2 separate regions of the Homo sapiens genome follow, and region 2 is linked to region 1. A link is an interaction called in ENCODE POLR2A ChIA-PET data of the cell type or tissue named here. Cell type or tissue: endothelial cell of umbilical vein. All regions are shown on one strand. Links, peaks and the distances in the headings refer to the core of each region. The heading gives the core; the rest is flanking DNA.

Region 1 (8,361 bases), core at 204-8,203:
TTCCCCACAGGCAGGGTCACCTGGAGGGGTCCTCTTGTGGGCAGAGGGGGACAGGACCTCATCCACAGGCACTGCCTGAAACCCTTCCTGGCTAGGGATAGAGTCATCACTTTTCATCTCAAGGCAATAGAGCCCTGTCCTTTCACTGGGCTCTTGAGGGGAGACCCCCCACCCTCGCCCTAACTAAATGACCAGGCTCAAAAGAGCAGCCTGGCTAAGAGACGTCCTGAGCAGATTTTCCTTACTGGCAGGTCCTTGGGTTTCACCCATTTCTCCGCCCATGTTCTTGATTCCCTGGGGCCCTGCTGGATGTGGGCCCCTGACACGGAGCCAGGGAAAACAAGGGGAGGCCTGTATGGAGCTGTGGGTCTCCCCCAGAGGGAGAAGGGCTTTTGTGTCTGTAACAAAACAGTGCTTGGAACTGGCTCCCAACCATGTGGCTAGGGGAATTTTCCTCCCTTAGGGGTGTTCCTAGGGGCCTGAGTATGTCCCCTGCTGGTTCAGGGGGTTGGAAAAGGAGAAGGCCGAGGAAGAGGGCCAGCACTGATGTATTGTATGCCTATCATGAGCAGCCCCTCTTAAATATGCAAGGGCCACAGCATGGTGACTGGGACCCAGAGGATTCAGAAATAGATGAGCTTGCATTAGAATCCCAGGTCTATCTCTTCCAGCTGTGTGACTATAAGCAACTTGCCTAACCGCTCTGAGCCTTGCTTGTCTTGTCTGTAAGGTGGGCATACATTCTTTATCTTCGGATGATGAGGATGAAATGAGATGATGTGGCTGGGAGCAGTGACTCATGCCTATAATCCCAGCACATTAGGAGACCGAGGCAGGCAGATCACTTGAGGTCAGGAGTTCAAGACCAGCCTGGCCAACATGGTGAAACCCTGTCTCTAATAAAAATACAAAAATTAGCCGGGTATGGTGGTGGTGGCGGGCGCCTATAATCCCAGCTACTCAGGAGGCTGAGGCATGAGAATTGCTTGAACTCAGGAGATGGAGGTTGCAGTGAGCAGAGATTGTGCCACTGCAGTCCAGTCTAGGTGACAGAGTGAGACTCCATCTTGAAAAAATAAAGAAATGGGATGATGCAGATGAGCCATCTGATGCATAGTAGGCATTCAGTCCATGGCAGTGTGGGTGCCATGGCTGAGTTCCAAGGGTCACATTGAGTCACCTTATCAGAGGGAGAAGAGAGCTTGTGTGGGTCTGTACAACTGGATACATTATTCACAAGAGCTTCCCAAGCAGACCTCCCCTCACATCTCACTGGCCAGAAATGGTCTCAGCCTGTTCCTGATCCAGCCACTGGCAAGGGAATGGAATCTCCATGGTTGGCTTAGGGGACAGAGGCTCTGTTCCTCCATCTGGGGAAGGGGCATCTCCCCAGTCATTCAATGGCCTGAATAAAATCGGGGTTTTGTAGCAAGGAAGAAGGGGGAAATGGCCGATGATCAGGCCGACCATAACACACATTGCTGATTGCTGTTCCTGTCTAACTGTCCTTCACATCGTACGGTTTTCAGCTCCAAACCTTTGCTTGACAAGGGCAGCTAGCAGTCCTCAGTACAGAAAGAGGCTGAAGGAACAGTGCAACATCAGAGGCTGGGAATGGGGACTGTCCCTGGATCTGGGGGCTCAGGCCGCATGGGTTATCTGAGGAAGACAGAGATGGGGATGTGAGCAGTTACAGAAATTCCTGCGGGGCATGTCAGCGATGTGTGGGAGCCTGAGGAAGTGCGGCTGCTCCAGAACCTGGGAAAGGGAGAACTGGGCTTATGCAGCAGGCATGGTCTACCTAGATCCCCCAGCATCACTAACACCACTTCCCCACAGTAAGCTCTGCCTCTCAGCCTGCACACGCTTACCAAGCACCTCCACTAGGAGCCAGGCTCTGCAGAGATTCACCATGCAGAGAAAATGGCCCCAGAAGCTGTGGCTTTCGATATTAGTGCATCCTTCATTCATTCCTCAGCTATTTCCTGGCCACCTATATGAACAGCCACGTGCCAAGTGCTATGCAGAGCATGGGGACAGAGTGGTGAACGTGACCTGGATCCCTTCTTGAGCTGAGGCCCGTGTCACCCTCAAATGGGAGCTCTCCAGTAATGGAGACTGTATCTCCCTCTGCCCTTGACATTGACTCTCCAGCTGCTGGTGCAAGCCCTGTTACCAGGAGGGTGGGCTCTCGTTGCCACATCCCGGTTTTCAACATTTCCATGTGACAGGTTCCGTGAGCTCTCTCCTTAGGCTCCTTTGCCTCCTGAGGCAACAGATCCCTCTGACTCCCAGCCCCTTTATTTCCCGGCACCTCCCTGTGTCCTTTACTCACCAAGTCCTGGGCAACCCCCGGCACCAAGCCTGTACCCACTGTAGGTGGTGCTTTGTATAGCCCTTCCCTCATGAACTTCTGTTGAAAGAGCTGGAAGGGTGGTCTTCCTCCTTCAGCCACGTCTGTTGAGTGAGCGAGTGAAATGGAAGGAGAGAAGCAGGCCCCATCTGTTCTCCACACTCACTAGTGTTACCTTCCGTGCTGCTCTGTGGCCACGTGGGCACTGACCTGAGGCATCACTTGGACTTCTGTGTGCTGTATATGTGCCAAGTACTGTGCCTTGCCTTTGACATATCATATCTCATTTAATCACCAGACATACTCGGTGAAGTCGCTATTTTTATCCTTTTTTTTTTTTGAGACGGAGTCTTGCTCTGTCGTCCGGGCTGGAATGCAATGGCGCGATCTCGACTCACTGCAACCTCTGCCTCCCAGGTTCAAGCGATTCTCCTGCCTCAGCCTCCTGAGTGGCTGGGATTACAGGCAGGTGCCACCACGCCCCACTAATTTTTCTATTTTTAGTAGAGACAGGTTTTCACCATGTTGGTCAGGCTGGTCTCAAACTCCCGACCTCGTGATCTGCCCACCTCAGCCTCCCAAAGTGCTGGGATTACAGGCATGACCCACTGCACCCAGCTTTTATCCTTATTTAACAGATACAGAAATCAAGGTTTGGAAAGACTGACTATCTTGCCCAAGGTCACACAGCTAATGAGTGGCAGGATCAAGATTGAGCCAAACCTGCATGGCATCAGGACGCCAGCTCTGAACCAACACCTAGAGCATCTCAAAGTTGGTCTGGGCCACCTGCTTTGTTTGCCTGGGGTGCTTGTTAAAAATTCAGATTCAAGTACCTCATTCTCTCAAGTATCTCATTCTCAGAGGTTATAATTCATTAGATGTGGGGTGGTGTTACTAAATCTGATTTTGCAAAAGCCCCTCACTCTGAAGTTTGATAACTGCCCTGTGTGCCTACCTCCTGCCTTTTTTTTTTTTTTTTTTTTTTTTTGAGACAGAGTCTTGTTCTGTTGCCCAGACTGGAGTGCAGTGGTGCTATCTTGGCTCACTGCTACCTCCGCCTCCCAAGTTCAAGTGATTCTCCTGCCTCAGCCTCCAGAGTAGCTAGGATTACAGGGGCGCACCACCACACCTGGCTAATTTTTGTATTTTTAGTAGAGATGGTGTTTCGCCACATTGGCCAGTCTGATCTGGAACTCCGGAACTCCTGACCTCAGGTGGCCTGCCCGCCTCAGCCTCCCAAAGTGCTGGGATTACAGGCGTGAGCCACCATGCCCAGCCCTGCATTTAAAAAACAAAACAAAACAAAAAAAACTTTTTTCTTGTGGTGAGCTATAGCTTATATACAAAAGTGTGCACAAAACCTACATGTACAGTTCAAAGAATAATTATAAAGTGAGCCCCCATATGACAACCACCCTGAGTTAAGAAGGAGAGCATTGCCAGGCAGTGCCTTACCAGCCTCCCTGGTCTCCCAACCCAGTCATGGTCCCTTCCCTCTCTTAGAGGTAACTCTTCTAAGGTAAAAGCTTGTGATCATCATTCCCTTGCTTTTCTGTAGTAACTTTTCCACCTATATGTCCATCCCTTGGCAATATGAGTTTAGCCCATTTGTGAATTTCCTACAAATGGACTTGCATTTTCCCAGCTCTGGTCTGTCTGCTTCTTCCACATTCTCTTTGAGATCCGTCCATGTTGACGTGTGTAGGGGTAGGCAGTCCATTTTTATTGCAGCTGGAGCCTTCTTTATAAAGCCTGCTTCTTCTGCTGATCCACATCCTTTAGAGTGCCTAGCACAGGGCTGAAAATGCAGCAGCTGCTCTGTAAAGACCTGTTGATTAGATTGGGGGGAGGAAATCCCCGAGAACGTGCGAGGCTGCTGTCGAGAGCTAGCAGAAAGTGCTCTGCCAGGCCTGGTGGCCCCCCAGGCATTCTACTTTTGTCTTTCTCTCCTCTGGATCTGGCTGTTGCATTTCTGTCGTGGACAATCTGAGATGTTTCCATCTCCCTGTAAAATTAATTCCCATTTCTGTGTCCCTTTTCAGAATGCCGAACTGGGGAGGAGGCAAGAAATGTGGGGTGTGTCAGAAGACGGTTTACTTTGCCGAAGAGGTTCAGTGCGAAGGCAACAGCTTCCATAAATCCTGCTTCCTGTGCAGTGAGTACGCCCCAGGCCCTATTGCTGTTGCCTTGGACACCCTGGACGGGCCTGCCCCCACAGGCTGGGCCTGTCAACACCCCAGGGAACTGATCCCATGGGATGTAAACAGCTTGACATTTGGCTGAAGCGCAGCTGGGCAGGGAAACACTTCAGGGCCTCTTTGTTCCGTTCAGAAGCTTCTTTCTAAGGGATGAACTGGCCAGAGCGGGTCGGGGTGGCAGGCGTTCAGGGGCTGAAAGCCAAGCTGTAAAGACTTGGTTAAGAAAACTTTCCACTCAGCTCTCTCTTCTCTCTCTCCCTGTCATGATTTCACCATTTCAGAGGAAAACACTTTCAGCCCTTTGCACCCTAATTATCTCTTGTTCAAAGGCAACAGAGGCCACAACCTCATGGTGAAGCTGAATCTGGAGGAAGAGTGGGGCTCCTCCTTCCTCAGCCCCTTGCAGGCTGGCCTGTTCAGTTCTTCACTTCCCATTCCCACTCAGCCTGGGATGAGAGGAAGAGGGAGTACAAAGTTCCCTGATATCTACTCCTAAGAAGCCAGAGCAAGGTTTGCTCCAGTCATAAGCCTAGATGAGTAAGAAATCAGACAAAAGAATACCAAGCAACTGACAGAGGTCAGGTCGACCCAGGGATCCTGACACCGTGATGCTGCACCCACTGGTACCTGGGCCAGGTGATGTTTCCAGGATGTGGCAACTTGGTGAAGCCTCTCCTCAGGTTCCTAAATGAGTTGGTTCATTGTGATCAGAGCAGAAGGTCTGGGTTAGAAGAAGAGGCAACTTCAGCAAGGTGCATTTTCTTTCTTAAGACAGAGTCTCACTCTGTCACCCAGGCTGGAGTGCAGTGTCTCACTGCAGCCTCCACCTCAAATGATCCTCTCACCTCAGCCTCCTGAGTAGCTAGGACTACACATGCATGCCACCATGCTCTGCCAATTTTTAAAAAAAATTTTTAGAGAGACAGGGTCTCCCTATATTACCCAGGGTGGCGTTGAGCTCCTGGGTTTAAGCAGTCTGCCCACCTCAGCCTCCCAAAGTGTTGGGATTACAGGTGTGAGCCACTGTGCCCGCCAAGGTACATTCCCCATGATGGTAGGCAGAATGGATGGTAGAAGAATGTCTTAGTTAAAAAAGATTCGGTGTTTATTATCTGTGTGATGATGGACAAGTTACTCAGTTTCTCTCTGGTTGAGTTTTCTCATTATTACGGAGGAGGTAATAATAGTTACCTCATGGGATTGTTGTGAGAATTAAAATGAAAGAAGCTTGTAAGACAAAGCACTTAAAATGATTATGAGTGTTGAAGAAATGATATGCACACACACATGCGCACACACGTGCACACGCACACACACACACGCACACTGCTGAGGGATCTGTAGCAAGATGGTGTGATACAAAGAAGCCCTCACCAGGGTCTGAGGCCCCTGAAGATGGGGAGATCCAAGAATGGGGTCCTGTCTGTTCTGCATTACACGAAGCAAAGTTTCATGATTTGTGCTCCAGAGTAGGATACAGATGGGCCAAGAGCCACCTGTTCAATGGACGTTTGCATCTCTGCCTGTCGCTAGGTAGACCCACCTGAGGCCACCCCGCACAGGGCAGCAGGGGCCCCACATCCTGCTCAGCCGGGCCTGGAGTGACAGCTCCAGGGCTGCGTCTGATGAATGGGGAGTAAACAAGGTTTAGTGGAGCTTTGTTGGCTTCCAGCCTGCAAAGGAGGCCAGAAACAGCAGCGTCTTGTTATCAGCAGTTCACTACTCTTAGGAATTTCCAAGCCGTTTATCTTTCCAGAGGGAATAAGAGAGAGCTTGGTGCTGGCTGGGAAGGGGGTCTAGGCTGCTGGGGTCCTAAGGGCCCCTCTCTTTGCTCTCAGATGTTGCTTAATCACTGACCATAAGGGGTCAGCTGTGGGCGGGGGTGCCTGCCTGCAGACCTGTTTACGGAGGAGTAGTCGGTCAGAGGGTTGAGGGAAGTCAGGAATTCAGGGGGTGGCATAGGAAGGAAGGAACAGGGCCTGGGGCAGGGTGTGAGGGGCGCTGCGGATGAGAAACAGTTGTAGAAAGTCAGGCTGGGGAGCAGGGCTCTTGGCGGGGTGCGGGGGTGTTATGCAATGAGCAGCCGCAGGAAGCAGTCTCAGGTCACGCTAGGGTCTCAGGGCCAGTGCAGCTATTGGATATCAGAGCACCAAGTGGACCCCCTAGCACTGCACATGTCCCAGCAGGCTGAGCCATCTCCACAACTTGCTCATTCATCATGCCTAACACAGCACCTGGCACAAAGTGGGTTCCTGACAAAGATTTGTTTATGAATGGAAGGCACATCATTTCTCTTTTCCAGTGAAGTGGGTGATAAGTGTTCACCCCATTCAGGGTGCCCACTGAATCAAAGGACTTTCCCTCCCGAGGAAGGGAGAGGCTAGCCAGGTCTGGGCCAAGGGCAGTAAGGGCCATCTCCCTCATTGGCCAGGCCTGGTTGGGTCCCCAAAAGCAGTTGTGACCATGTGGGTTCTTGGCTCCAGATTCTACTCAGCTTGCCCACCTACATGCCTGTATTAGTCTACTCTCATGCTGCTAATAAAGACATACCTGAGACTGGGTAATTTATAAAGGAAAGAGGTTTAATGGACTCACAGTTCCACATGGCTGGGGAGGCCTCACAATCATGGCAGAAGGCAAAGGAGAAGCAAAGGCATGTCTTACATGGCAGCAGGCAAGAGAGCTTGTATGGGGGAACTCCCATTTATATAACCATCAGATCTTGTAAGACTTTTTCACTATCACAAGAACAGTATGGCGGAAGCTGCCCCCATGATTCAATTATCTCCATTTGGCCCAAGGAGAGATTTGGGTGGGAACACAGCCAAACCATATCAGTGCCCTTTCCTGAGTGTCTGAATGGGCGGGAGGAAGACATGATGATGTCATAGGCAAAGGTGGGGAGAATGACCTCCACCCTGGGCTTGGCCTGGGACCAGGGACTGAGAGGGCCTACAGTATACTCCCATGGTCTTGAAAGGGGCTGCCAGATCCTATGAGCAGGTGGTGGTTCAGAGGCTGGTGGGAAAGCTCAGCTCCGTGGCTGGGAACCTGCCCTGAGGTTATGTGCCCATCTCTGAGCTGTACCCAGCTCCCTGCTGGGGAAGGTGGGTTAAGCAGCCAGCCCTGAGGAAAGAAGAACTCTGTGATGGTGGCCGATGGAACAGGGCCCCACAGGTTGGCCCTGGGCTGTTCCCTAGAATCCAAGAGCACAGGGGAAGCTCACGGAAGCCTTGCACACTTTCTGACACCAGCGTCTCCTCACCTGCAGGCTGAGACTTACTGACACTTTTCACCCTCTTGGCCCCACATGTGTGGCCCACTGGAGGGGAGCAATGGCTGGCAGAAAACCACCAGGTCTGGAGGTCAGGGGCTGGGTTCTGGCCTGGCCCTGCATCTGGCCAACACGTGATCTGGAACTGTTTTGTGGGCCTCGGTTTTCCTTCCAGAAGCAGAGAATCATTCTCTATTTCTGAGTGGGGCAAGGGGGCTCTGACCTCTCCCCTGGGGCTGCCTTTTCCCTTTATTTCCAAGCAGTATCACAAGGGCCCACCAAAGTGGCATCTGGAAGTATGTGTTTCCAACAAATCCAGTCTTTTTTTTTTCTTTTCCCCTTATTGGCTTACCATGATATGGTAGAAATTTATTCAGGCCTGCCTTTAAAATTCCCCTTGATTGAGTCTTTGGTGGATCTTACAAAGACTTTGGTGAGTTGCAGAGTCTCTCAGTATATCACCTGGATGGAGGTAGAGGGGCAGAGGGCCACGATGGGCAGGATTGGGCCTCTGGGAGAACAGAAGGGCCAAG
Region 2 (8,361 bases), core at 185-8,184, 130 kb before region 1:
CACCAAGACAAAGCTGGGAGACAAGCCCTCTGGACAATCTCAGGTTTGTGAAAAGGAAATTTATTACTTTGTTGAGGCAAGTTTCCCTTTGTCTGGGAAAGTAAAGGATTGACCTGGTTCCCTGCAGTGTGCAGCCTCATGTACCCCTGGTGTGAATCATAGCCATCCTCTAGATACTTTTTTAATGTTGTAGGAAAATCAGCACACGTCCGTAAGTGCTGCTGAGTTTTGAATCTGACCCACTTAGGGCCTGACCTATGGTACCCAAGACACTCACTCATCCATGCATCATTCATTTATTCAGAGACACTGAGCACCTGAAGATGCATCTGAGACTGTCAGGGTCTCTGCCCTTATTGAATATTGCTGTATTTGAAATTTAGGGATCTTCCTGGTGAATCTCACATGCCTGAGCCTCAGGTGATATCTCATGACTACAGGATGACACGGGGAAGGGGACATGTGTGGGAGTGGCCTGTTAAAAGTGGTCCTGGAAGGGGAAGTGTTGTCAGGCAGCAAGCCAGATGGCTCTGGCCTGCCTCCCTAATTCCAGCACCTTCATTTTTCAACCTGGGCACCACTCAGAACCTGGCTCTCACTCCCAGCTTGTTACCTTTGTGTCAGGACTTCTCACATGACACACACATGCAGTGACTCCCATAGCCTGGGCATCCCCTGGCCACTTCCCTATGCTGCCCCTAAAAGGCTCCTGGGTTTGATGGACCAACCCTGGGTTGAGTCAAGCATGATGAAAACTCAAAGTGCAATTCACAGGTTGATGTCTCCTTGTCAAGAGATGGACCCATCCAGCCTAGGTCACTTCTTCTTCCATCTAGGCAGCTCTAGCACAGTGGCCTCCCGACCCTAGGAGGAAGTCTCCCCCAGATCACTTACCCATGCAGGAGAAGCTCTCCTCAGTCTCATGGAGGGGCTCAGCATAGCCATCAAGGGGCCAGCTGCCCTGGGAGAGGGGGCCAGGTTTCTGGTCAGTTTGCAACCTGTGGGACCAAGAAAGGGTAGTCACTCATGGTAGAGATGTCCTGGTCTCTAAGCCCCTCCATGGGGCTAAGAAAACCCTCTTAGAACTTGGTTCTTCTTCTCTGATAGTGCCCTGCACCACTCAGGGCCAGCCCCTCCCTGATGGGTATGTGCACATGCCTGCCCTCCAGCAGGCAGCAGGCCTTCTGTGCAAAGCTGCGCCAGGCAGGGAGCCCCAGAGGATACTGGGATGCCCGATGCTTGTCACCCCTTGACATTCTACAGTCTACCCATTTCCCAGGAACGTTATCACTTATAGGGCAGAGGGATACCCTAGCAACTCCAGGCCTTGGGTCCTTTGTCTTGCCAGGATCCTTGCCCTCAGGATGAGCATGTATGTACAGCCATGTACATATACACAGGGAAGAGCTCCCTCTGAAGCTGAAGTCACTGATTCCTGGTAGCTCAGGGGGCACACAGGCTTTGGGCTTGCTCGTAGTCCAGGCAGCTTGTAGGTCAGGAAAGAAGGAGGAGTAGGCTCAGCTGCAATCACAGTGACTCCCGGGAGGACAGGTCTCTTGCTGGGCCCGTTGTGGTAGCAGGAAGGAAGGGTGAGGTCTCTGGGCACCAGCTCCCAAGTGCACACAGACCTCTGAGCACAACCTCAACCGTACAGTTGCTCCCAGGAACAAAGGCTGTGGGAGCTTTCATTATAGGCAATTACCCTAGGCTCTGGGAGCTGGCCCGCCCACCCATCCGCCCGCTGTCTCCAGCTAAATGGAGACTTTGGCAGCTTGGCAGGAGGGGGAGGGGAGGGCTGTGCAGGCAGGAGGGGAAATTGAAGGGCTGGGCCATGGAACCCTGAGAGTCTCCAGTGCCACTGAGATTTGTCTTTCTCTCTCTCCAGTTTTCACTTTTTTCAATGCCTAGATGGCCGGGACTCTGGGCTCAATTTTGCCATTAACTCACTGTATAACCTGGAGTAGATCTCTTCTCCTCTCTGGGTCCGGCTTCCATCATGGGGTGAAAAGATGCCCCTCAAGGCTGGGATCTGTTTTACAGTCTAGGGTTGTGAGGTGTTTGCTGCTTCTGCTCAGCTTTTTCTAAGCTATTTAGGCAGTGCTGAGCTCTTTTGTATCTCAGGCCCCTCAGGTGAATGATGGGGATAGTGCAGGGTGGGGTGTCGTTAGAGAAAGCAGGAGGCCTCATCCTGGCCCCTGGGGGTGCTTGGTATGATGGGGACAATCGCCATGTACTACTGTCTCTCTTTTTTTTTTTTTTTTTTGACACAGGGTCTCACTGTGTCACTCAGGCTGGAGCACAGTGGTATGATCAAGGCTCACTACAGCCTTGATTTCCTGAGCTTAAATGATCCTCCCACCTCAGCCTCTCAAGTAGCTGGGATTACAGGCTCAAGCTACCACGCCTAGCTGATTTTCATATTTTTTGTAGAGATGGGGTTTTGCCATGTCGCCCAGGCTGGTCTCGAACTCCTGAGCTCGAGATCTGCCCACCTCAGCCTCTCAAAGTGCTGGAATTACAGGTGTGAGCCACTGCACCAGGCTCTTATTGTCAATTAAATGTCTGTCCAAGTACACAAGTGCCAAGGGGATAAAGAAAGACTGGGGTTGGTTGGTTTCTTGGAAGAAATTAGAATGGACCTGGGATTTTGAAGTAGGGGATGCAACATATTGGTGAGAAAGTAACAGAAAATTCTACTGGGGAGAGGGAATTCTATATAATGTGTCAACTGTTTCATTGATTAACATCATATATGTAAAGAGCTAAGCACAGCGTCTGGGCCAGAGCAGGTATGCAATAACCAGTGTTAAAAATAAGAATAGGCAGACGGGTGCAGTGGCTCATTTCTATAATCCCAGTACTTAGGGTGGGGGGGCCGGGGCGGATGGATCACTTGAAGTCAGGAGTTTGAGACCAGCCTGGCAAACATGGCGAAACCCCGCCTCTACTAAAAATACAAAAATTAGCCAGGCTTGGTGGTGCATGCCTGTAATCTCAGCTACTCGGGAGGCTGAGGCAGGAGGATCGCTTGAACCAGGGAGGTGGATGTTGCAGTGAGCCGAGATCGTGCTACTGCACTCCAGCCTGGGCGACAGAGTGAGACTCCATTTCAAAAAAAAAAAGAAAAAGAAAAATAGGAATAGGCCAGGGTGGTGGCTCACAACTGTTAATCCCAGAGCTTTGGAAGGCCGAGGCAGGAGAATTGTTTGAGCCCAAAAGTTTGAGGTTACAGTGAGCTATGACTGTGCCACTGCACCCCAGCCTGGGGAACAAAGCAAGAATCTGTCTCCAGTAAATAAATTAAAGACTAAAAACAAAAAAAGAAATAGTTACAGTCACGATTGTTGCTGCCATTAATATGATGCAAGAGTGGGTGAGGTTACATCAGTCATATGGGCCAGAAACTCCAATGGCAGAAACATTGAGGAAGGCAGGCTTTATCTCTAATTTCAGTCAGCTCTGTATTTTTATCCACATCTGCCTCCATCTCTCCAAACATGGCCAGGCCTCCATGTCCGCCCTCACTTCTCAGCCTGAGTGGACAGCACTCTGTATGCCAGAAGTCAGGCAGAGGTTGAACCAGAGAGAAGAAAATTGCAGTAGTGACACCAGTAACCCTACGCTCCTGATACCATTAACCATAGTTCCAATTGAAGTCCAACCCAAGGCCCACCCAATGCAGGAAGAAGAGAACTGTTGGGGGTTAGGGAGGTGGTAAAGGGTGCACTGGCAGTTGGGAAAAGTCAGCAAGGGCTGTGGTGAAGCTGCTGTGGCTCTCTTCCAGGATAGCAGAGAGGGATGAGGTTGAGGATGTGATGGAATTAGATGTGTGAGACCAGGGTCTCCTGAGAGCGGACAGGGGATTGCACCTTCTCTGGGTCCAAAGGGAAGTGATGGATGAGAGGAGACAAGCTTCACTGGGAAGGCCACACCAAGGCCCTTGAAAAGAGAGGGCTGTGGAGGATGGGGCAGGGGAGAAGATGGCTGCAAGATTCATTCCCTGGAGAAGCAGGTCAGGCATGACCAGGCTGGAGATGGGGAGGGAAGCAGGTGACCTCTGCTTCTGCATTCCACTGGGGCTTTGCAGAAGGCTGAGGTGCTGGGGCGGGTGGCAGGGAGGGAGGAGAGATTTCCACAAAAACACAATGTCTGTGGATTCTAGGAAGCAGATGGCACCTCCTTGGCTATGAAGCTTTGAAGGGTGGCCCAGCCTGGCCCTTGGCAGAGCTGCCATGGCAGCAGCTCTAGGCCCTGCAGAGTGTGCTGGGTGCCTGCCCATTGGCGTGCAGCATCTCGGAGTGTCCTTGGTCCTAATCGCACCCTTGAGCCTCAAATCTGTCTTGAACTAACTTCTAACCACCATGGTGATGAGTCAGGTCTTTGTGCCATGACCCTCTCTCCAACCCTAATCCAGAGACTGAAAGGGGCAGGGTCTAGGAGGTAGGGTGGTGTGACACATTTCCATTTCTGTTTAAAATGCAAACATGCAATAAATGTTTGCTGAATGAAGGAAACATGGTTCTGTTTAAGCTGCATTAAAATATTTGAATGAAGAATTCTGAGCTCTTTGGAAAATGTCAGGTTCTGAATATACCAAGGGACTTGTAAGGTAGATAATGTAAAATCTTAAACAATTTAATGCCTAGACACTTTTCCCAAAGAATGAATTCAAAATGAAGGGAATCAGGTAGGAGAAGAAAGTCAAAGAGTCACCAGGGAAACATTTTACTAATTGGAAAAAGGCCATTCAAAGGAAGGCCTGCCCTGCATTTCTGCTTCTTGAGTTCTCTCATCAGCTTCAGAATCGAAGTAAAGAAAGTCACAAGGGGACGTAAGTGAGTTGCCCCTTAGGAAAAGAAGCATCAGTGCACTTTGCAGGCAGTACAGTCAGGCAGAAGATATGCTTTGAGAGCCAGGGGTCACCCTGGTAAGACCTCCCTTTGGCTGTGAAGTCAGAATTCTTGCAATAACAGGGAGTTCACTGCCTTCCGGTCAATTTGTAATCCTCTCTACTTTTTGGAAAGTTCTTGCTCTTGAGCCTCAAATCTGTCTTGAACTAACTTCTAACCACCATGGTGATGAGTCAGGTCTTTGGAGCTGCACCAAGTAAATCTAATTCATCTTACAACATGACAGCCCTTCAAATATTTGAAAACAGTGCTCAGACCCTCTCTAAGCCTTCCTTTCCAAAGCAAACTTCTTCAGTTCCTTTCATCATCCTATAACACCTTTTTTGATCCCCCAGCAACGTGTCAGTCTTGCTCTACATGTGTTTTTGTATGTCGATGTCCTTTTAAAACGTGGTGTTCACAACTGAATGTAACAGTCTAAATGAAGCCTAAACATGTGCAGAGTGTATTGGGACCATTCACTTCCTTGTCCTGAACTCCAAAGGCCTAGTCCTGTAATATTAAATTGCATTCAATTTTTCAGAGATTAAGATACACAAGTTGCCTTCTGCTGAAGGTTAAAGCTCCTAGTGGTTCCCTACCCCCACCTCCAGCCGCTCTGATGCCTCAGAGGTCCCTGGTGTGTAAGGGATGATGTACAAGCTTTTCTATGCCCAAAATATAAGTGAGAGTTTCTCCTTCCATTAGCATAGGGGAAAAAATATAGGAAGTTAGTTTAGTCAGGAAGATACTTAATTTGCATTTGGGCATTTCTAAACTATATAATAATTAGTAATTAAAATTTAGTGTACTTACTGAAGTCTTTTTAGTATAATTATATTTTTATTTTTTAAAAAAAGCATAGTTTGCTGGGTGCGGTGGCTCACGCCTGTAATCCCAGCACTTTGGGAGGCTGAGGTGGGCGGATCACGAGGTCAGGAGATCGAGACCATGCTGGCTAACACAGTGAAACCCTGTCTCTACTAAAAATACAAAAAAAAATTAGCCAGGTGTGGTGGTGGGCGCCTGTAGTCCCAGCTACTTGGGAGGCTGAGGCAGGAGAATGGCGTGAACCTGGGAGGCGGAGGTTGCAGTGAGCCGAGATCGCACCACTGTACTCCAGCCTGGGCGATAGAGTGAGATGCCATCTCAAAAAAAAAAAAAAAAAAAAAAAAAGCGTAGTTGACTAAGCGTTTGTTTTTCTATGCAATCAACTTGCAGTGTCTGAAAAAAGCTGGATGTACTAGCTTGTTGGCCATCTTGTTGTGAATACTGGACTGGCCACCTCCACCAACAAGGATGTCAACACCTGTCTGTCTAAAGCATTACTAATTCCTGATATGCCAGGCACATAAGCAGATATGCACAAGGCACTATAGCAAATGGAGTGAGCAAACGAGTGAGAGACAGACAGACAGGTACAAGGTATGAGTGCAACAAGCAGTGTAGATTTTACTTACTAAGTAAAGGCGCAGTGCCCAAGCCAATAGAGTTGGTCTAACTCACAATGTTGGCAAATGTCCCACAATGAATTGGGTGAGACTGACACTGCCTATGTATCTAGCTGCTTAAGCTTCCACGACATCCCAATCTTTATATTGTTCCAGAGAGCAAAAATGGACATTTTAGGGGTACCCTCCTTATGAGACTCTTTTTGTTGTGGATTCCCCACAGTCGAGAAAGATCAGAGCTTCAGTCAGCGTCCCCTTTTATGGTCCCAATCCCATCTCAGCTCTCCAAGCCCCCAACTCTGTAGGCCTCCACCTACCTAACTTCTTTTTGTATCGCCTGGGGCCCTCTGGTCTTTACCAGCCACTGATCACCAGGGTCCCTGTCCTCTTCCGGCTTGCCCCTTGGTCCCAGCATGGCTCTTCCCCCTTCCCTCCCTGCCTGCTCCCCAGCTCACCTGTACTGGAAGGGGGCCACCGTGGCTGTGACTGGCTGACTCTGCTGATGGACTGAGGAGAAGCTAATGGCCCCCGGAGAGGGAGAGGGGCGCTTGCCCTGCACTGGGCTGCAGACTGGAGAGGAAGCCCACGAAGCTGCCCCCTCATCAGGCTCCAAAGACCTGGGGGTCCCAGAACTTTTGTAGTTTATATCTCTTTGGTCTTTTCCTGGGCAGCTTGGAGGCTTCCGACCTTCCGGAGCCCCTGGTATTTGAGTTTCTCCGTGAAAGCTCGTCCGAGAAGGGCTTCTGCCCCGGGTCTGGCAGACTGGAGTCCCTTCCTGGGCTTTTTTCTTCTTTCCCTGGGTGCCTTGTCTCTCGCCAATTCTTCCGGATCCAGCCCGGCTGGAGAGGGCTGCTTTCGGGGTTGTCCTGGGACTATTCCATGGGGAGCTGAAGGGGCCTTCCCCATCCTCAGCTGACTCCCTCACCGCCCCAGCAAACTTGGGAGAGCCTCTCCCCCGGAAGGCCCTAGGAGAGGAGTTTCTAGAAGGACCTGCAGCCTTTCCCAGTCTGGGGGAGGCTGCTCTCTGTGGGCTCAGGGCCAGGCCGGCCTGGCGTGGCCGCAGCTGGGGAGAAGCGCCCGGTGTAGGAATCCTGGTCTGGGAAGAGGCACGAGGCACCGGGATGGCGGAGGCGTAGTGAGGGCGGCTGGCGGGATTCACATTGGCCATCCCATTCATGGTCTGCAAGGCTGGAAGTGTGGGCTACTGTCCTGCAGGGAGAGAGGGCAAAAAAAGACCGTCAGGCACATCCCCACAAGCTTCCATCCTTGAGTGTAGAAAGAGGATGTTGGGGTCTGTGGGGAGGCTCGAGCACCCAGACTGGGCACTGGCACTCCTGGTTCGCATTGTGACTGGGTCACTGGCTACCCGCTGGACTCTGGGCAAATCCCTTTCCCTCTCTGCTCTGAAAAGCTGTTATGAGGCTCATCTGCAAGCACATATGGGAAAGTGCTTTGTGAATTGCAATGTGCTGTACAAATGGGCTTCATTTAACTTTCTTTGACTCTGTTCCTGTTCACTGATTGGGGACAGACTCTCCTTCTCACAGCTCCTCCCCCTCAGGCCTTTCCTAGTACCCCGAGTCTAGAATGTCCTCCACACTAAACAAGTTTCCTCATGCTCTCGGCCTCTGCCCTGCATGTTCCTTCCTCTCATCACTGCAGCTGACCCCTGGCTCTCTTCATAGGACACTCTCCAGTGCAGTGCAACCTTCTTCCACATGCTGCTGGGGCCCAAGGGTGGGAGGGCCAATCACAGTCCCCCCAGATCATAAACTTGTAAATTGGCAAATGCTGCCCCTTGAGGCTCCTGCCATTCCCTGGGCCCTCCCTGCTGTCCCCACCCCCATAGTCACTGGGCATTTGTCACTTGGCTCACAGTCTTCCTCTCCAGCCCATTCCCTACCCACCTCCCCCCATGACAAAACTGACCTCTGCCACCTCCTGCCACCCTCGTCTAAAAGAGACTGAGTGTCCCACCTTTGGTTCAAGGCAGTTCCTTGTGCAGGCCCTGTCAACAGCAC

What was found. Peaks named below come from ENCODE experiments on the same cell type or tissue, not always from the same donor. Only the 100,000 strongest peaks of a DNase experiment are listed, where the experiment ranks them.
Region 2: POLR2A ChIA-PET joins it to region 1 with 5 read pairs; 3 of 35 experiments call an interaction of 5 or more read pairs at or near these places.

The regions. Positions count from the first base shown.
Region 1 is chr1:201,492,342-201,500,702 of GRCh38, reverse strand. It overlaps CSRP1 (cysteine and glycine rich protein 1), which reads left to right. Exons shown (of 6, transcript NM_004078.3): 2 at 4,399-4,511. The coding sequence starts at 4,400. Among named protein-coding and RNA genes, the nearest start is that of CSRP1, 11 kb to the left of the region's middle. In endothelial cell of umbilical vein, for the core only: no CTCF peak of the experiment used is centred there; DNase peaks (open chromatin) are centred at 4,682, 6,232 and 7,422; H3K27ac peaks cover 3,163 bases.
Region 2 is chr1:201,622,041-201,630,401 of GRCh38, reverse strand. NAV1 (neuron navigator 1) reads right to left here. Exons shown (of 34, transcript NM_001389617.1): 3 at 6,796-7,549; 4 at 895-998. The coding sequence starts at 7,517. It overlaps LOC124904482 (a long non-coding RNA gene), which reads left to right. Exons shown (of 2, transcript XR_007066789.1): 1 at 1-43. Among named protein-coding and RNA genes, the nearest start is that of NAV1, 87 kb to the right of the region's middle. RefSeq lists an enhancer at 1,464-1,965 and a silencer at 7,823-8,207. In endothelial cell of umbilical vein, for the core only: no CTCF peak of the experiment used is centred there; a DNase peak (open chromatin) is centred at 5,111.